Linked DNA regions of Homo sapiens: all the other regions are linked to region 2. A link is a contact called in ENCODE Hi-C or POLR2A ChIA-PET data. All regions are on one chromosome and are shown on one strand. The core of a region is the stretch at or near the end of the contact, and the rest is flanking DNA. Distances in the headings are between cores, read along the strand shown. Region 1 has its middle 27 kb from the start of SLC25A4. Region 2 overlaps SNX25 (sorting nexin 25). Region 3 overlaps CFAP97 (cilia and flagella associated protein 97).

Evidence for each region. Hi-C counts contacts between places; a loop is a spot of excess contacts on that map. ChIA-PET counts read pairs that join two places held with the same protein, here RNA polymerase II (POLR2A). Pooled maps may share reads with other maps.
Region 1: a map of HCT116 shows a loop between it and region 2 (3-fold over the local background). The contact joins two enhancer-like sites. A Hi-C loop is called at or near these places in 1 of 168 maps with a recorded cell type or tissue (HCT116), 1 of 37 single-sample maps with no recorded cell type and 1 of 50 pooled maps. POLR2A ChIA-PET finds 5 or more read pairs at or near these places in 2 of 52 experiments (H1 and activated B cell).
Region 3: a pooled map shows a loop between it and region 2 (2.9-fold over the local background). The contact joins two enhancer-like sites. A Hi-C loop is called at or near these places in 2 of 168 maps with a recorded cell type or tissue (CD4-positive, alpha-beta memory T cell and naive thymus-derived CD4-positive, alpha-beta T cell), 6 of 37 single-sample maps with no recorded cell type and 13 of 50 pooled maps. POLR2A ChIA-PET finds 5 or more read pairs at or near these places in 2 of 52 experiments (OCI-LY7 and activated CD4-positive, alpha-beta T cell).

The regions. Positions count from the first base shown.
Region 1 is chr4:185,114,122-185,118,318 of GRCh38, reverse strand. No RefSeq gene overlaps it. Among named protein-coding and RNA genes, the nearest start is that of SLC25A4, 27 kb to the left of the region's middle. RefSeq lists an enhancer at 2,050-2,344. Within about 2 kb of position 2,183, at least 12 of the 41 ENCODE cell types and tissues checked have a DNase peak (open chromatin) inside an H3K27ac peak, as active enhancers do.
Region 2 is chr4:185,303,272-185,307,358 of GRCh38, reverse strand. The region is part of intron 6 of SNX25 (sorting nexin 25); the gene reads right to left. Among named protein-coding and RNA genes, the nearest start is that of LRP2BP, 91 kb to the left of the region's middle. RefSeq lists a silencer at 870-1,164 and enhancers at 688-1,188, 1,274-1,333, 2,369-2,558, 3,447-3,546. Within about 2 kb of position 2,183, at least 10 of the 41 ENCODE cell types and tissues checked have a DNase peak (open chromatin) inside an H3K27ac peak, as active enhancers do; they include OCI-LY7, where a contact is called at or near this core.
Region 3 is chr4:185,169,809-185,174,400 of GRCh38, reverse strand. The region is part of intron 3 of CFAP97 (cilia and flagella associated protein 97); the gene reads left to right. Among named protein-coding and RNA genes, the nearest start is that of SLC25A4, 29 kb to the right of the region's middle. Within about 2 kb of position 2,805, at least 3 of the 41 ENCODE cell types and tissues checked have a DNase peak (open chromatin) inside an H3K27ac peak, as active enhancers do; they include OCI-LY7, where a contact is called at or near this core.

The DNA of each region.
Region 1 (4,197 bases), core at 934-3,433, 190 kb after region 2:
TCACACAGCCCAGAGGGCCAGGACCTGTCCCTGTAATTTCCTACTAAGAGCAAAGCATGAGCAGTTGATGTATTTCACCATAATTACGCATGCAAGAGTATATGTGGTGTGCATACAATGAGAATATTTTTTTCAAATCCAAACTCAGGACACATGGTCTGACAAAGGAGTTCTAAAGAATTTTTCATTTTTAACATAATAAAACAGACAAATCTATTATGTGTGTGTATATATATCTGTATACATATATATAAATAAATATATTTCATACGGCATACCATTGCCAAGTGTTTGGTAGAACTTGGGAAAACTTCTGAGGCTGAATCTGGGCTCAACAAGAAGAATGCTGTGTTGAATAGTGTTGTCTGATAGGCACCCAGGAGGAGAAATCGGCAGCCCACATAGCTCACATTTGCCATCGCTAGACAAGGAACTTGTCAGTGTCATAAAACACATATTAAACCACATTACATATGAAACCACATGTATCATTTCCATTAATGGTATGGTGAGAACGGAATAGGTGTTCTCAATAGAGATGCAACTCTTAAAAAATTGGGAGTAGAAGATCACAATGAATCATCAAAAAATGCAGAGGTTTCAGGTAAAAACTAAACAGATGAGGCAAGCCACACATGTTTATTCTTTGACATTATAAAGTATGTGTACATCATAAAAAAATCACCTTTCTTAATAAAACAAAGTCAGAATTTTCAAGGTGAACGCTAAAAAGAGAATCTCCCAGGTGAGGCAGAGAAGCCAGGCTGAGAAGTTCTCCCTCTGTTCCCCTGAGAGTCACTTCAGCTTTGGCTTCTCATCGACCCTTGCGGCTACCTCCACACCCACCATGGGAGGCTTCCCCAGCTGTGGCCTAAGGGCCCTCCTGGGAGACTCCAAGGCGCAGCTGAGACAAAGCTGAGGGTTCAAAAAGACCTTACCAAAGGCTGATGGATTACAAAGAAGAAATAAAAAGCTAGACCATAATTTGAGGATACCTCAAATTAAGTGAACCCCTAGATGTTCATGGACTCCAGGTTAAAAAAATCTGATATGCATAGGTATATTTTAGATTTATATGCAAAGTGATTTAAATCTTTATTTCCCAAAGTAAAATAATACTTTATGCAAAGGGTCAAACCTACTTCTTGCCAAAAAATTACCTTTTTGGGATTTTTATATGATTTTAAAGTAAGTAAACATTTGGTCTTTTCCCTCTTCAGTTTTATCTATAGACCATGCTAAAAAACAAAACAAAACAAAACAAAAAACCAAGAACAGAGGAACAAGAAGAGCTACTTGATGTAAAGAAGTGACTGAAAGAAAAGTTCAGAGAAGAATTTAGGAATTTGAGAGAACTTGAAAAACATGATCCAGAAAAAAAGAGGCAAAAAGTAAATGTATTTTAAGAATTATACTTGGCCCACATTCCATTGTTTTACATTTGAGGATTTTTCAGATTAAAAAACATATATTTATTATAGACAAATTGGAACCTATAGAAAAATATAATCAAGAAAATGTAAATCACCTAATAATGTCATCACTCAGATCAACACTATTATTATGTTGGTTAACAAATTTTTAAATATAAATAAAACAAAATTTGTGATCATCCTCAATTATTATTATTTTGTTAATGTTGTTATCATTATGTCATGAACATTTCAACAGATCATTAATTAGATTTTTGACATGAATTTTAATATCCACCTAAGATTTTATCAAATGGATATATTATAATTTAACAATTCCCCCAAACTGGTAAATTATTACCAGTTATTCACTATTATATTTACTATGTTTAAGACTTTAATGGATATACTTAAATATTTATTCATTTATTTCCTTCAGGCAAAACATAATTGTGACTATCTTTAGGAATATTTTTAAAACCGCTCTCCAGAAACTTACACCAATTTACCTTATTACTAACAGTACATATGCACATCAGCGTTAGCTTTCGCCCTGGCCTATGTTGGGTGTATTGGTTATCTATTGCTGCGTAAAAAATTACCTAGAAGTTTGCCAGCCTAAAACAATAAACGTTTATTTTCTCATGGTTTCTGGAGGTCAGGAATTTGGGCTGGGAGTCTCTGGCCCGGAGCTCTCATGAGACTGCAAGTTCAGCTGCTTGCCAGGGCTGTAATCACCTCCCAGTTCACATGGGGGAGGATCTACTTCCAAGCTCACTCATTGGCTATCATCCAGATGTTATCAGGTCTTCGCCATGTGGGCCTCTCCACGGCGCAGCTCACAGCATAGCAGCTGGCTTCCCTCAGATTAACAGAATGAGAGAGAGTGCCCGAGGAGGAAGCACCAGTCTTTTTAGAACCTCATTTTGGAAGTAATATTCCATCAATTTGTCATATTCTATTTGTCAGAGCAAGTTACTACGTCCGGCCCATATTCCAGGGAAGGGGATTACACAAGGAAGGGCATGAATACCAACAGATGGGATCACTGCGGCCGTTTAGAAGCTGCCTATCATAGTATATTACCTATCAAAGTACCCTTATTTCAAAATTAAGCTTTGCCAAAAGTAGTAACTCAATTTTATTTTACTTTTTTCATATTTGATTGCCTGTACAGTTGACCATATTATTTATTTACTAATAAGCTAATATTTGTCTAGTAAGTTTTTTGTTTTGTTTTGTTTTTTGTTTTTTTTTTGAGACGGAGTCTTGCTCTGTTGCCCAGGCTGGAGTGCAGTGGTGCGATCTCGGCTCACTGCAAGCTCTGCCTCCCGGGTTCACCCCATTCTCCTGCCTCAGCCTCCCGAGTAGCTGGGACTACAGGCGCCTGCCACCACGACTGGCTATTTTTTTGTATTTTTAGTAGAGACGGGGTTTCACCGTGTTAGCCAGGATGGTCTCGATCTCCTGACCTCGTGATCCGCCCGCCTTGGCCTCCCAAAGTGCTGGGATTACAGGCGTGAGCCACCGCGCCCGGCCCTTATCTAGTAAGATTTCTTACAACAAATAGACATTTGTTGGCTCACAGTTCTGGAGGCTGAGAAGTCCAGTGTCAAGGCACCAGCATCTGGCAATGGGCTTCTTGCAGCATCATAACATGGCTGAAGGGTGAAAGGGTGAGAGAAAGAGAGAGAGAGAAAGAGAGAGACTGTAAGAGCTGGCAAACCCATTCCCATGATAATGAACCCATTCCCACAATAACAGCTTTAGTAACCTAACTACCTCTTAAAGTTCCCACTTCTCAATACCATCACAATGACAAATTTCACCATGAGTTTTGGAGTGGATGTTTGTTAAACAATAGTATAATATAATATTTATTGAACATTTACTATGAGCCAGGTATTGAGTTAAGCATTTTGTATGCATTTTCTAATGTAATCTTCCCCATGATCCAATAAGGTAGGCACTTTCATTATCAAAACCATTTTACACATGAGGAAACTGAGGCACGGGATTAAAGTTATCAAATGTTATATAACTGGTGAGGGAGCTCCACAGTCTGTGCTCTTAACCATTATCTTACATGCGTCTTATGCTCATGTGTGTATTTGTGCTTTTACACATATGTATATGTGCATAAACAATATAGACAATTGTGTTTTAAAACTACATATAAATGATATCACGTTGTACAAATATTTTTGCAATTTTCTTTTTTCACTGAGCGTTGGTTTTGAGATTTATCCGTGTTGATAGATGCAGGCACATTTAGTCATTTTAACAGTCTTGTGGAATTCCATTGTGTGAATGAACCACAGTTTAGCCATTTTCCACTGAGGGGAGGTTAGTTTCATTTTTTTCACAGTGAGATAAAATGCTACACTGAACAGCTTTCCGTATGTCTTTTGGGGCACATTTGCATGACTTTCTCTAGAATAGATAACTCAAATGGATTTTTTGGCTACTGGGGCTTGTGTCTCTCCAAAATGAATGTGCCCATTTATTTACCAGCAATGTGTAAAAATTCCCGTATTGTATGTCTCTGACATGGTTTGGATCTGTGTCCCTGCCCAAACCTCATGTCAAATTGTAATCCCCAATGTTGGAGGTAGGACCCGGTGGGAGGTGATTGGATCATGGGGGCAGTTTAGTACCATCCCCCTTGGAACTGCTGTCGCGATAGTGAGTTCTCACGAGATTTGGTTGTTTAAAAGTGTGCAGCCTCTTCCTCCTCTCGCTCTTCCTCCTGATCCAGCCATGTAAGATGCTCTTGCTGCCTCTC
Region 2 (4,087 bases), core at 934-3,433:
AGTCAGCACATACCTCGCTTAGATATGAAACTACCAATGATAAAAGAGCATTTGTGTTTTGTCTCTTGGTTCCCACGAGTGCAGTCTAAGTAATGGTTTGCACATCCTCCCAGCTGGAGACCTCCATCCGGTTCCCTAGGATGGTCATTACCCATCTCAGGTCCCAATTAGTCAAATGTATAACATAGCACTCAGGGAGGCTGCAAAATTAGCTGAAAAAACTTAGACACAGCACCATAATACGTTTTTATCAGAAGCAGCTTTTCCGGTACTTAACACAAAGGGCCACAGGCAGGCCTCAGGTCAATACATGGACTTGTTCAAGATGATCTGTCAGGTATTATCAGACATCTTTTCATCCCATTTTCATTTACTTCAATAATGGTTTCTGAACTTGTGTTATACTTGGCCAACAGTCAGGACCTGCCTAAAGAACTCACTAATTTAGCATTTATCTCAACAGGAAAAAAATAGTATTTCAGAGACTCCTTTGTGGGAGGATGAAGGTAAATGTAGTTTGCCCCAAAATTAGTCTATTGCAAACTAAGATGTTTTGTGAGTGTACCTAAGGAAATGCAAGCTTGGAAGACCTAATTTTTCAAGAAAACTTTTACTTTTAAAATATATATCCTTAAACTTCATAGTTTGTGTATAATGTTTAAGTTAATCTAAAAATTCTGGGACTAAAGTTGCCTCTTATTTATAAAACAAACCTAGACCTCAATTTTAATTTGGGGTTAAAACATGTTAATAAAGAGAGAGAAATATAGGAGAAAACTGACACCCATTTACCAACCATTACATTCTTTTTACCCAAAGAGAGCTTAAAACGCCTTTCTAAAAGGACAAAACCTAGAAGAAAATTCCAAAGAGAAGTAAGAAAGAGAATAACCCTTCCCTAAAACCCAGCTGCAAGGCTGGGAAGAATGTTTTGGTGCTCCGCTTAAATGTGGCTTGCTCACGTGAATGCGTTCTGTTTGATAATGGGCCATACAATGCCATTGTCTGATCACAAAGCTTGTTGCTAACAAATGCAACAGCAGCTTGTTGCTTAGATGGTTCTGTTTATTTTTGCCTCAGAAAGCGAATGCCACATTCAGAGCTAAATGACTAACGTGGAGCTCATGCATCCCATGCTGCTGGCATGCAAAAATCCTTGTAAATCCAGTGATGCAGATGAATACATTTCTTTGTGGCCTTAAAACCCATTCATCCAAGAAATATTCACATCAAGAAAAGTATAGGCGAGTGGGTGTGTGACAACACCCCGTGACCCAGCTCATGCCAGAGTTATGTGGCTGTTTCTCTATAGAGTGTTAAGTAGTAACACTGTGCATTGTTAGAAACTGGGTTAATCACACAACATTTAATCTAGCTTTAAAAAGAAGTGGCCAGTGAAACACCGGATGGCAGTGTGTCTTTAAACTGGTGCCAAGATGAACACACACATGATGTTAGGTTAGTGCAAAAGTAATCACGGGTTTCGCCATTACTTTTAATGGCAAAAAAAGTGATTACTTTCGCACTAACCTATAATATTCCAAAGCAATTAGTTCAAATATTTACTGTTTTTCCGTCTAGATAGTCTAGGTTCTACTGAGATCAGAGCAAAAGGAAATGGGTGAATTTGGGTTCATTTGGTGAAAAAGACATTTATATTAGACATTAGGTAAACCCTTTTGGCTACAAAGACATTACAACAGACTTACGAATAACATCACAGAAATGCTTTTCGCTATAAATCCCCTGCCCATGATATAATTCTTCCTTAAGCAAGTGAAGTGGCTTGCAGTAAAACAAAAACAGCAACATCTAACGACAACTGTTAGATGCTATTTCTAATGAGGCAGCAGAGAGCAAAGTAACTTAAAGTGCAAACTCATGACTCCAGAAATAGTACAACTGGATTAAAATGGCACCACTGTGCTTTTCAGGTATAAAAAAAGAAAAACACCAACAGTAGAATATTTTCCTTCCCTCATAACATGCTATCATGTTCCAGGGCATATCATAATGGCAGCATCCTCAGCAGACTCACTGAGGGATTTAATGGATAATACAGGGCAGGGTTTCTCAACCTCAGCACTACTGACATTTTGGACAGGGTAGTTCTCAGCTGTGGGGGGCTGTCCTGTGTACTGCAGGATGTTTAGCAGCATGCCTAGCCTCTACCACTAGATGCCAGTAGCATCCCTTCCCCCAAAGACGACAACCAAAAATGTCTCCAGACTATTGTCACATGTCCCCTGGGGAGCAAAACTGCCACCTCCTACCCTCCACCTGGCCCCACTTAGCAGTGCTGATACAGAGGTACAACCTGCTCCTCTAACAAGAAGGTTAGAGCAAACAGAGGACAAGGCCGCACCCTCCTTCCCCTTCCCTCACTCCTCAACATGGGCTCTCTTCTCTCCTCTGCCCAGGATGCTCAGGTCTTCTCGTGAAATGCAGGCAATCGACATATGGAATAGAGACTTCCTCCCTAGAAAATGCTGGTTCTCCAATCAACTGTATGTGCACTGACAGACTAACCAGCTGTTGAATCTTTCTTGTATATTCAAATAAAAGTTTTAGGCTGGATGTGGTGGCTCATGCCTGTAATACCAGCACTGTGCAGGGCTGAAGTGGGAGGATGGCTTGAGGCCAGGAGTTTAAAACCAGCTTGGGCAACACAGCAAGACTCTGTCTCTATAAAAAAAAATTTAGGCCCGGTGTGGTGGCTCACGCCTGTAATTCCAGCACTTTGGGAGGCTGGGGCAGGCAGATCACATGAGGCTGGGAGTTGGAGACCAGTCTGATCAACATGGAGAAACCCCTTCTCTACTAAAAACACTAAATTAGCCGGGCATGGTGGCGCATGCCTGTAATCCCAGCTACTCGAGAGGCTGAGCCAGGGGAATTGCTTGAACCCAGGAGGTGGAGGTTGAGGTGAGCCGAGATGCGCCATTTCACTCCAGTCTGGGCAACAAGAGCAAAACTCCATCTCAAAAAAACAAAATAAGTTTAAAAATTAGCCAGGCGTGGTGGCATGCACCTGTAGTCCTAGCTACTCAGGAGGCTGAGGCAGAAGGATCACTTGAGCCCAGCAGGTCGAGGCTGCAGTGAGCCGTGATCACTAAAGCCAGGAGTTTGAGGTTACAGTGAGCTATGATCACGTCTCTATGTTCCAGCCTGGGTGACAGAGTGAGAACATGTCTCTAAAATATAAATAAGTAAACAGAAGTTTTACTAAATCCTCTTGATGGAAGGGTTCAAGAAACAGGTATATATTTACTTAGGGACTAGTCAAGATTTGAAGTGAGAAATGGTACTTGACCTCTTAACACAAAGCTGGCAGCAATTCTCAGTAGTTACCAATCATCACAGACTTCTTCAAAATTATCTAGAAATCACCTCAACAGTTGCTAAGGAACTCAAAAAAATATTTGCCTTACTTTTCAACCTGAGGCTGGTATGTCCTTTTTTGAAAAGAACAAATGGGCTTCTCTTACCACTCTAAACACCTGAGATTTCATAGTCTAACGTGTCACTCCACTTCAGTGGAGAGTATATTTGAGGAATAGCAGAAATCGTACAGGAGTTGATGGCGGAATCACTCACTTTATGATGGAGAAGAGTACAGAGACACATGGACTTTGTGCAGCCCGGCCAGGGTGTGCCCACTGTGTGCCCTGCCTTGCTTTTTTTTTTTTTTTTTTTTTTTGAGACAGAGTCTCGCTCTGTCGCCCAGGCTGAAGTGCAGTGGTGCAATCTCAGATTACTGCAAGCTCCGCCTCCCAGGTTCATGCCATTCTCCTGCCTCAGCCTTCCAAGTAGCTGGGACTACAGGTGCCCACCACCACGCCCGGCTAATTTTTTGTATTTTTAGTAGAGACGGGGTTTCACTGCGTAAGCCAGGATGGTCTCGATCTCCTGACCTCGTGATCCACCCACCTCGGCCTCCCAAAGTGCTGGGATTACAGGCGTGAGCCACCACGCCCTGCACCTTCGTTTAATGTCTTGGTGCTGGAACTCCTAGCACTCCCCTTGGTTTAAGGCCCTCCAACAGGCTTGCAATATGTTTTTAAAGGAATAATATAGCAATTAAATC
Region 3 (4,592 bases), core at 1,556-4,055, 130 kb after region 2:
ACCCTGCATGTGGCAAGGAACAGATAACTAAGCTAGGTGAAATGAGGTCGGTGGGAGCTGAGATAGATGATAGCTTTCCACACATCACCTTCGCAGTATTCAAGATTTGTTCATGTTTCGTGGAAATTTGAAATTCCCGTATGTCAAAAACATATGGGATTACTTCCTTTGTTTTCACTCTCACACCTGGCTCTGGGCCGATCGCATTTAATAAGAAATTACATTGTGCATACTATTTTACAAGTGTTAGGCATTAAGTCCTGATAGCAATCTTATAGTTATTGTAGTTACAGAAGAGTAAAAGAGACACTGAGTGGGGCACAGGGACTTACTCAAGGTCACACGGCTAGCAGGTGTCAGAGCCCAGGTGCAAATCCAGGTTGCCTAGCTTTGGGGTTACCTTTTTTTTTAACCAGCTTTATTGAGATATAATTCACATACCATTACCCATTTAACGTGTACACATTCAATGGTTTTGGTATATTATTAAGTTGTAGTAATGTATATATAACTTAAAATTTGCCATTTTAACAGTTTTTAAGTGTCTAATTCAGTGGCATTAAGCATATCCACAGTGTTGTACAACTGTCACTACCATCTATTTCTAAAACGTTTTCATCACTTCATACAGATGCTGTGCTTATTAAACAACTCTCCTTTCCCCACCCCTATCCTCTAAGGGCATCTAGTCTGCTTTCTGTCTCTATGAATTCGGCTATTCTAAATATTTCATATGAGTAGAACTGTACAATATTTGTCCTTTTGTATCTGGTTTATTTCACTTAAAATGTTTTCATGTTTCATCTATGTTGTAGCATGTATCAGAACCTAATTCCTTTTTATGGCTGAATACTATTCCATTGTAGGTGTAGACCTAAGCTATAGTGAATAATACTGAAGTGAATATTGGCAACTATCTGTTCATGTCCCTGCTTTTAGTTCCTTAAGGCCACATAGAGTAGAATTCCTGGGTCATATGGTAATTTTGTGTTTAGCTTTTTAAGGAACCTGGGTTTACTTTTTTTTTTTTTTTTTTTTAAGAGACGGAGTCTGGCTCGTCACCAGGCTGGAGTGCAGTGACGTGATCTCGGCTCACTGTAACCTCTGCCTCCCAGGTTCAAGCGATTCTCCTGCCTCAGCCTCCTGAGTAGCTGGGACTGCAGGCGCCTGCTACCATGCCTGGCTAATTTTTTGTATTTTTAGTAGAGATGGGGTTTCACCGTGTTAGCCAGGATGGTCTCGATCTCCTGACCACATGATCCTCCCTCCTCTGCCTCCCAAAGTGCTGGGATTACAGGCGTGAGCCACTGTGCCCGTTGACTTTGATTATTTTTCTATTTAAAAAATCCTATTAGTCCAGGCCTGGTGACTCATGCCTGTAATATAAATCTAATTATTTATATTGGAGCCTGTTTGACAGTCTTAAATACTACCTTCCTGACCAGAAGTATGGTCTTAACCATACTGCAAGCCTTCTCATACTCAACCTTAAAAAGAGCCACATTTGCTCTTTGAGTGTGAGCCAATGCTTTTTTTTTTTTTTTTTTTTTGTAGAGATGGGATCTCACTTTGTTGCCCAGGCTGGTCTCAGACTCCTGACCTCAGGCAATCCTTCTGCCTTAGCCTCCTAAAGTGCTGGGATTACAGGTGTGAGCCACTGCACCCAGGCTGATAGACTTTTTAATCTGTTTGCTAGACTGTTAATATTCAAAGTACACATGCATATGTTCAGCACACAGAGACACACTTTTGTAGTTATTTCAGTGTCAGATATACTGCAAAACAGAATTCATTCCTTTATATTTTTGATGATTTATATCCTTTCATTTGCTCTCTCTCCAGTGACAGAGAACAATTCAGCTGGCTAACAGACATGATAACTAAAGCATTTCTGTTCCAGAACTCTTACATCAGTGTGTTAGCAATTCAGAGGCTATTTAGATGGAAATAATCCCAGACAAAGAAGTAGTGTTGTGCAGAAAAGGTAGAGAAGGAAGGCAACGATTGTATAAAACTGACTTCTGTGCTCTAGAGTTAAAAGCATACTGTTCATCTGTCCTGATGAGGTTCAAGATCATCATTATTTGTTTCAATAGGTAGATATTATCCTTCCTCTCATTAAACATTGCATCCAAACAAAAATTAAGGGAATAAAAATTATTCTAGCTTATTAGCCTAGCTTATTAGCAAATTTTAAATTCAGAGAAATGAAAATTTTATCCAATAGAGTGTTTTTATCCAGTAGATAACTTTATCAGTAGACAGCCTCAATTATCATTATAATTTAAATAAAATTAGAATTTTATTACTTGTAAAAAGGGGAGTAATTTTTTAACTCATGAATTCTGAAATATTATTTTTAGCCAGGTACAGTGGCTTATGCCTGTAATCCCAGCATTTTGGGAGGCCAGGGCAGGAGGGTTGCCTGAGCCCAGAAGTTCAAGACAAGCATGGGCAAGCAACATGGTGAGATTCCATCTCTACAAAAAATAAAAAATTAGCCAGGTGTGGTGATGCATGGCTGTAATCCCAGCTGCTCAGGAAGCTGAGGCAGGAGGATTGCATGGGCCTGGGAGGTCAAGGCTGCAGAGAGCCGTGATCACTCCACCTCTGCCTCCTGGGTTCAAGTGATCAGTTCAGCCTGGGTGACAGAGCAAGACCCTATCTCAAAAAAAGAAAGAAATATTCTTGTTAAACCATATCTCTTTCTTTTCACTTGAACTTTTTTCCGAATGAGCATAAGAACAATCTTAGCAGAAGGAGAGGTGGTTAAAGATACTTGGTTGATGGTTTCACTTTACCCTCTAAGAAGAAGTGAGATTATTTCATTCTTTTAAATGTGTGTCAGTGTCCTCAGGTGTGAAAGAATGTTGGGGGAGAGAAGTAATTCAAGCAAAGTTATGGAGGAAGTAAGATTCCTAGAGGAATGTAGTATCAGGGTTGGAGCCTAAAGTTAACTAAATGGAGTTAACTTATTTTCCTTTTTTTACTTTCTAAGATTATGTGTGTAAATAAAATAGTCCTTAGTTATTTCGTTGTTCTTGTTTTGGGGGGATTTTTTTGTTGGCTTTTGGAGATGAGGTCTTGCTGTGTTACCCAGGCTGAACTCCTGGGCTGAAGTGATCCTCCCAGCTCAGCCTCCCGAGTAGCTGGGACTACAAGCGTGTGACACCCCGCCTAGCTCATTAGCAAATTTTAAATTCAGAGAAATGAAAATAAATAGACAATAGCCCATCTTTTCATGTAGAAAAATTGAAACAAACAAATAAATAATGTAATGATGATTTCTGTACCTGTTAGCATAATTTTTCCAGTTAGGAGTTCTCGTGTTAGAATTTTGTTTTAAAAATAAAAGGCATGTATGAATTTAGAAACTTAAGGCAGTTCTTTTTTTTTTTTTTTTTTTTTTTTTTTTTTGAGACAAAGTCTTGCTTTGTCGCCCAGGCTGGAGTAAGTGGCTCAGTCTTGGCTCACTGCAACCTCTGCCTCCTGAGTTCAAGCTATTCTCCTGCCTCAGCCCCCTGAGTAGCTGGGATCACAGGCCTGTGCCACCACACCTGGCTAATTTTTGTATTTTTAGTAGAGACAGGGTTTCACCATGTTGGCCAGGCTGGTCTCAAACTCCTGACCTCAGGTGATCCACCAGCCTCGGCGTCTCAAAGTACTAGGATTACAGGCGAGAGCCACCACACCTGGCCTAAGGCAGTTCATAAAAACATTCAATGAAAAATAGGCTGGCGTGGTGGATCACCTGAGGTCAGGAGTTGGAGACCACCCTGGCTAACATGGCGAAACCCATCTCTACTAAAAATACAAAAAATTAGCCAGGTGTGGTAGTGGGCACCTATAATCCCAGGGCTCCTGTAATCCCAGCTACTCAGGAGGCTGAGGCAGGAGACTCACTTGAACCCGGGAAGCAGAGGTTGCAGTGAGGCAAGATACTCGCCTGGGCAACAAGAGCAAAACTCCGTCTCAATAAATAAGTAAAAAATAAAATTATCCTCTTCTGTGCTTTGTCTGCTAGTATACAGGAGTAACTTTATTTTATTTATTTATTTAGACTATCTCGCTCTGTCACCCAGGCTGGAGTGCAGTGACGTGATCTTGGCTCCTTGCAGCCTCCATCTCCTGGGTTCAAGTGATTCTCCTGCCTCGGCCTCCCAAGTAACTGGAACTACAGGCTTACACCACCACACCCAGCTAATTTTTGTATTTTTAGTGGAGATGGTATTGCCATGTTAGCCAGGCTGGTCTCAAACTCCTGACCTCAAGTGATCCATCTGCCTCAGCTTCCCAAAGAGCAAGGATTACAGGTGTGAGCCACTGTGCCTGGCCTGTAGGAGTAACTTCAGAACTCTTATGTGGAATAATTAAAGGGAGATTGTGATAAATTGTCACAAAAATGATTTATAGCAAGTCTCATACCTACTATGAATATTAATCTGTTGATTAACAGTACTTTTGTTCTAAGATCTTGAAATAATGTATACTTTACTTCATTGGGGTTTCCTTCTTGTCTGGTTAAGGTCTGTTATCTCCTTCCGTTGAAGAAAGCAAGCTAATGATAACTCAGTGTGACTCCCACTGTTGAA